Regions from separate parts of the Homo sapiens genome. Here region 1 is linked to region 2. A link is a contact called in ENCODE Hi-C or POLR2A ChIA-PET data. All regions are on one chromosome and are shown on one strand. The core of a region is the stretch at or near the end of the contact, and the rest is flanking DNA. Distances in the headings are between cores, read along the strand shown. Region 1 has its middle 70 kb from the start of TSPAN5-DT. Region 2 has its middle 30 kb from the start of TSPAN5-DT.

Region 1 (3,245 bases), core at 214-2,713, 40 kb before region 2:
TCACGAGTTCTTTTAAAAGATGACTTTTGGGCTATGCATAGCGGCTCACGTCTGCACACTCTCAGCACTTTGGGAGGCCAATGTGGGAGGGTCATTTGAGGCCAGGAGCTTAAGACCAGCCTAGGTAACATGGCAAGACCCCATCTCTACAAAAAGTAAAACAATTAGTTGGGCATGGTTGCACGAGCTTGTATTTCCAGCTACTCCAGAGGCTGAGGCAGGAGGCTTGCTTGAGCCCAGGAGTTTGAGGTTACAGTGAGCTGCAATTGTGCCACTGCACTCCAGCCTGGGTAGCAGCCTGGGTGGCAGAGTGAGACCCTGTGTTCCAAGTTAATCTTGGTTAAGAGATTCCTCATTCTCTGACTGATGAGATTCCCAAGGGGATTCAGGACAGCTGAGCTCCTTCTGGACTATCTGTCTTTAGGTAGATAAGGGGAGCTCAGAGAAAGCCTCTGCCTGCGTCTTCTGTTCCCCAAGTGCCCCCTAGTTTGAAGTAATCAGCATACCAAAGCAGCTGGCATATTCCGGGGTGGCATTTCTTGAACTCCTTCAGGCCAATAACTTTGTTTTTACTTACAACTAAAATCATCCTAATTGATATACTCTCTCTCCAGCTTCCCTCCCAATGCATAACCTGAATCCCAAAAATAAATTGAACATTTTATGGAAGCCCATAAAAGCAGAGGTTTTTGAGATTTTTCTAAGGAAAATAGGAACATCAGTTAAAGCACTTAATAACATTTATTAACCAAAACTAAATTATTGCTACAATCATAATGGCAAGGGAGTAACCAGAAATTTTGAGGTGCAGCTCTTGCAAAATACAAGGAAATTCACAGAGAAGGAGCAGGATGCTTGTTGCATATTAATGGCTCTTTCTGAGGTAGGAACCTGCAGTAAACCGCCTCCTGGCTATATGTGGCTTATCTGTAAGATGTTGTGAAATACTCCCTCTACCCCTAACCCCAGCTCCAACCTCCACCCCTTCCCTGAGCTTCATCCTAGATGCAGGGGCTAGCATGAGGTGGGGTTCTGTGATGAGGTGAGATGAGTGTTTTGCACATGACTTAGTAATTTTTAGGAGTTGAAAATTAAATTACTTTCAGGCCACCTCAAAATATCCCTGAGTCAAAACACCTGCATCCAAGTAGCAGCTTCAAAATGCCAGGTATTCTTTGCCTTTTTCTGGCTGGCCTTGCCTCATTAACTTAGTTTCCATTCAGCCTCCCGAGGAATTTTTATAAGATCTGATCTAATCATGAATTTGTTTAAAAATCCTTCTGGCTTCTGTTTTCCTTCCTCCCACCCCATCTGCTGGCTTCCTAGCTCTGGTTATATCAAGCTACACACAGTTGCCCAAATGAGCATGAGTCATGCCTCCATGCCTGTGCAAACCCCTTCCTCTGCTCAGAGGCTCATTTCCTGCACCCTGCCTGATGAAGCCCTTATCTCGGGTGGTATCCTCTGGGAAGTACTCCGTGTCTCGCAGGCAGGGGTTAGTTAGCCATTTCCTGCTCTGGGCTCCCACAGCATTCTGTGCTGATCCTCTAATATCACACTTATGCCTTCAGTGGAATTACTTACTCTCATATTTGTCTCTCTTGCTAGGCTGTGAGTTCCTCAAGGGCAGAAGATGTGTCTTCTTTATCTTTATAGCCCTTGAACTTGGCGTGGTACATCACAGGGCAAGTATTCAATAAATGTCGAATGAGTGAATGCACGGATGAATAAATGAATAATAAATTGATAAGAGAACCCAACTATAATAGGATGATAACACTGGGGCCTCTTTCATAGCTACACAATTTTCAATTTGTTCCTGTGAAATTTGATGTTGCTATGGTTTTCTACCTTCTACTTGAGGAAAAGGGAAGTTTGTGTTGTCCTTTTGGGTTTGGGAAGAAAGTTCTGATCTTTAGTCGTACTTGTATGTCATGATACGTCATTGCCTAAACTTTAAGGATTTCAATCTGATTTAGATGGAAATTTCCTGGATACTAAATGAGAGAATCCATGGAAAGTGCATGCCACACACAGGCATTAGAAACATTAGCTCTTATCAGCCGGACGTGGTGGCTCACACCTGCAGGCTCTTTTTTGGTTCCATATGAACTTGAAAGTAGTTTTTTCCAATTCTGTGAAGAAAGTCATTGGTAGCTTGATGGGGATGGCATTGAATCTATAAATTACTTTGGGCAGTATGGCCATTTTCACGATATTGATTCTTCCTATCCATGAGCATGGAATGTTCTTCCATTTGTTTGTGTCCTCTTTTATTTCCTTGAGCAGTGGTTTGTAATTCTCCTTGAAGAGGTCCTACACATCCCTTGTAAGTTGGATTCCTAGGTATTTTATTCTCTTTGAAGCAATTGTGAATGGGAGTTCACTCATGATTTGGCTCTCTGTTTGTCTGTTATTGGTGTATAGGAACGCTTGTGATTTTTGCACATTGATTTTGTATCCTGAGACTTTGCTGAAGTTGCTTATCAGCTTAAGGAGATTTTGGGCTGAGATGATGGGGTTTTCTAAATACAAAATCATGTCATCTGCAAACAGGGACAATTTGACTTCCTCTTTTCCTAATTGAATACCCTTTATTTCTTTCTCCTGCCTAATTGTCCTGGCCAGAACTTCCAACACTATGTTGAATAGGACTGGTGAGAGAGGGCATCCCTGTCTTGTGCCAGTTTTCAAAGGCAATGCTTCCAGTTTTTGCCCGTTCAGTATGATATTGGCTGTGGGTTTGTCATGAATAGCTCTTATTATTTTGAGATACATCCCATCAATACCTAATTTATTGAGAGTTTTAGCATGAAGGGCCGTTGAATTTTATCAAAGGCCTTTTCTGCATCTATTGGGATAATCATGTGGTTTTTGTCTTTGGTTCTGTTTATATGATGGATTACGTTTATTAATTTGCATATGTTGAACCAGCCTTGCATCCCAGGGATGAAGCCCACTTGATCATGGTGGATAAGCTTTTTGATGTGCTGCTGAATTCGGTTTGCCAGTATTTTATTGAGAATTTTTGCGTCAATGTTCATCAGGGATATTGGTCTAAAATTCTCTTTTTTTGTTGTGTCTCTGCCAGACTTTAGTATCAGGTTGATGCTGGTCTCATAAAATGAGTTAGGGAGGATTCCCTCTTTTTCTATTGATTGGAATAGTTTCAGAAGGAATGGTACCAGCTCCTCCTTGTACCTCTGGTAGAATTCGGCTGTGAATCCGTCTGGTCCTGCTGGACT
Region 2 (2,805 bases), core at 185-2,684:
CTCATTCATGTGGTTGTTGGCAGGCCTCAGGTCCCTGGTGGCTGGTGGCTGATGGAATTGGTTCCTTTTCATATGGGTCTCTCCTTAAGGCAGCTCATAATAGGGCAGTCAGCGCCTCTCCAGAGCAAGCGAGGAAGAAAGATGGAAGGCAGTCTTTTTGTAACCCAATCTCAGAAGTGACATCCTATCATTGTTGCTGGATTCTGTTAATTAGAAGTGAGCCAAGTTCACCACACACTCAAGGGGAGGAGATTTGACAAAGGCATGCAAACCAGGAGGTAAGCATCATTGGAAACCACCTTAGTGACTACACTACAATATTCGTCTTTGAGAATACAACTCAGTGTTGGGACTGCCTGATTTTTCAAGAAAAATTGGAGATCTGATTTTTATGTGAAATCTTCCAATTTGAAAATACTGGCCCTTAATCCCAACAATTTTTTTTATATGCATTTGGTCAAATAAAACTCTCTCAAGCATGACCCATGGGAGACCATTATGAATCCTCTGGTACAGGGACCAGAGAAATAGGAGCAGAATTAGAGGAGAGGGAGCAGAGGTTAGGATGTTTGCCTCGTTCTTTACTTGAGGAAGTTGGGAGAGCCAAGTCATTGTTAAAATGATGGGAGCTTGAAAAAGATGAATGCCAATCATTCAATCCAGATAACTGTATTCGTATAAATTCTACAGTCATGTTGGTAAAGATGACTTGTTTTCATTAAAGAGAAGCCTTTGATCTCTGATCTGACAGCTGCACATCTATATAAAATGAGACACTTTGACATCTGCAGCTCTGATCTCAATTGGACAGGTGGTTTCCTGCACACTAATGGAACAGAAAGACAATTGAGCATTATTAGATAAGAGAGAATGTTCTCACACACAGGAAAACAGCTTTTTCCTTTGAAAAAAAACATGATAAAGAACAGAAAATGACTGACAGAATCAGAGCTTCCTAACTGTCAGAAGAGCTGTTTCAGCTACACTCTGGCCTCTGTTAGGGGAGATTAGGATCGTTTTCAGAAAAGTATTGAACATACCTTAGCATTAGCTGACTCAGGGAGGAATTTGCTGGTAAAATAAGCCTGTTCTCGGAGTGTGCCAAAGAGCTAAGATGCAGCTTGGGTTTTTCATAAACAAAGCAAACACTTTAGTGAAGCCTAATTTATACACATTCACTGAAAAGTTTAGTAAGCAGGAAAACTTCTTAGTGGAAAACCTTTTTTGCGTCTTCATTCAGCAAATACTTATGGAGTACACACATGGCTAGATGATGGAGATACTGTAGGAAAGACAGCCAAGGTCACTCTGCCCCAGTGCCTTACAGACTAGAGGACAAGGCGGATATGGAATAATGATAACAAAACAAAACTCTGAGTCACGTTTTGTCAGAGGAAGTAGAGGTGCCATGGGAGCTTCACCCCAAGGTGACCTATCTCAAGCCAGTGACTTGGGGAAGGCATCCAGAGAACTCAAAGATGAGTAAGAATTGCCCAGTTCAAAGTGGTGAGGTGGTGGGGTATTGGGAGAGGCTTTGGGCTATTTACTGCTTAAGTGGTAACACAGGAAATATTTTTTACGTATTTCACATTCAGCATTGGATTTTCTCTTCAACACTCAAATTATTATAGTACATCCTGAAAAAAAAGTCAGCTCACATTTGTACTAGAACTATAAAGTAGAAAATAAGCATTTCTTAGGATATTAATAACAGTGGGTTCTTTTGCCTAGAAAGCAAATCCTATATTTTTATCTCATTTCTCTTGTCACATAGAAGAAGCTATGTAAAGCCAGAAGATGAGCACACATGATAGATGAGGTTGTAGAGAAACCTTATGAGCTGCTGCTGGAATGTAAAATGGTGCAGGCACTTTGGAAAACAGCCTGGCAGTTTCTCAAACAGGCAGAGAGTTGCCACATGACCCAACAATTCCACTGTTAGGTACATACACAAGAGAAATGGAAACATATGTCTATACAAAAACCTCGACATGAATGTTTATTCAAAATATCCACAATAGTCCCAAAGTGAAAACAACCCAAATGTCCTTCAGCTGCTGAATGGATAAGCAAAATGTGGCATAGCCACACAATAGAATATTATTCAGCTATAAAAAGAAATGAAGTACCGATAGACACTGCAGCATGGATGGACCTTGAAAACACGATGCTAAGTGCAATAAGTCACAAAAGTCGCATTTTCATTTATAGAAAATGTCCAGAATAGGAAAATCTATAGATACAGAAAGTAGATTAGTGGTTGCATGGGCTGGGCGATGAACAGGAGAATGGATGAGAGTCAGAGCTCAAGGGTACAAGGTTGCTTTCTGAGCTGAAGGAAACGTTCTAAAATTGTGGTGATGATTGTACATATCTGGGAATATGCTAAAAACCACTAAATTGCATACTTTAAATGGGTGACTCTTCAGGCACGTGAACAGCTCAATGAAGCTGTTGAAGCAAGCACACAAGCACCCCGTCCTTCCTAGCTAGGTAGTAGAGCCCGCTAGCACAGGTGGGTGTGGGGTTTGGCTCCTGATGCCAAAGCACAGCCCTGCTCTTCCAGGGAAGGTTCTTTGGTCTTTGCCTTCTTTTCTTTCTATTCATTTTTTTCTTCATCCTCAATAAACATCAGGAATACTTAGGTGTTATATTTTTTCCTTCTTTTTAAATCTTTATTTACTAGCCTCTGGTAATGTATTAGAGGTGCAATATCTTTAATTTTGTTTGGAATTGTGATGCTTTACCCTCTATACCATACCTAAGACCTTCATTTTCAAATGTTTACCACTGTTTTTAACCATC

Evidence for each region. Hi-C counts contacts between places; a loop is a spot of excess contacts on that map. ChIA-PET counts read pairs that join two places held with the same protein, here RNA polymerase II (POLR2A). Pooled maps may share reads with other maps.
Region 1: a loop to region 2 is called in a map of endothelial cell of umbilical vein, with 5 times the contacts of the local background. The contact joins two enhancer-like sites. A Hi-C loop is called at or near these places in 4 of 168 maps with a recorded cell type or tissue (PC-3, endothelial cell of hepatic sinusoid, endothelial cell of umbilical vein and 1 more) and 2 of 50 pooled maps. POLR2A ChIA-PET finds 5 or more read pairs at or near these places in 2 of 52 experiments (activated T-cell and endothelial cell of umbilical vein).

Annotation. Positions count from the first base shown.
Region 1 is chr4:98,726,785-98,730,029 of GRCh38, reverse strand. No RefSeq gene overlaps it. Among named protein-coding and RNA genes, the nearest start is that of TSPAN5-DT, 70 kb to the right of the region's middle. Within about 2 kb of position 1,463, at least 3 of the 41 ENCODE cell types and tissues checked have a DNase peak (open chromatin) inside an H3K27ac peak, as active enhancers do; they include endothelial cell of umbilical vein, where a contact is called at or near this core.
Region 2 is chr4:98,687,165-98,689,969 of GRCh38, reverse strand. No RefSeq gene overlaps it. Among named protein-coding and RNA genes, the nearest start is that of TSPAN5-DT, 30 kb to the right of the region's middle. RefSeq lists a cis regulatory region at 2,698-2,805. Within about 2 kb of position 1,434, at least 5 of the 41 ENCODE cell types and tissues checked have a DNase peak (open chromatin) inside an H3K27ac peak, as active enhancers do; they include endothelial cell of umbilical vein, where a contact is called at or near this core.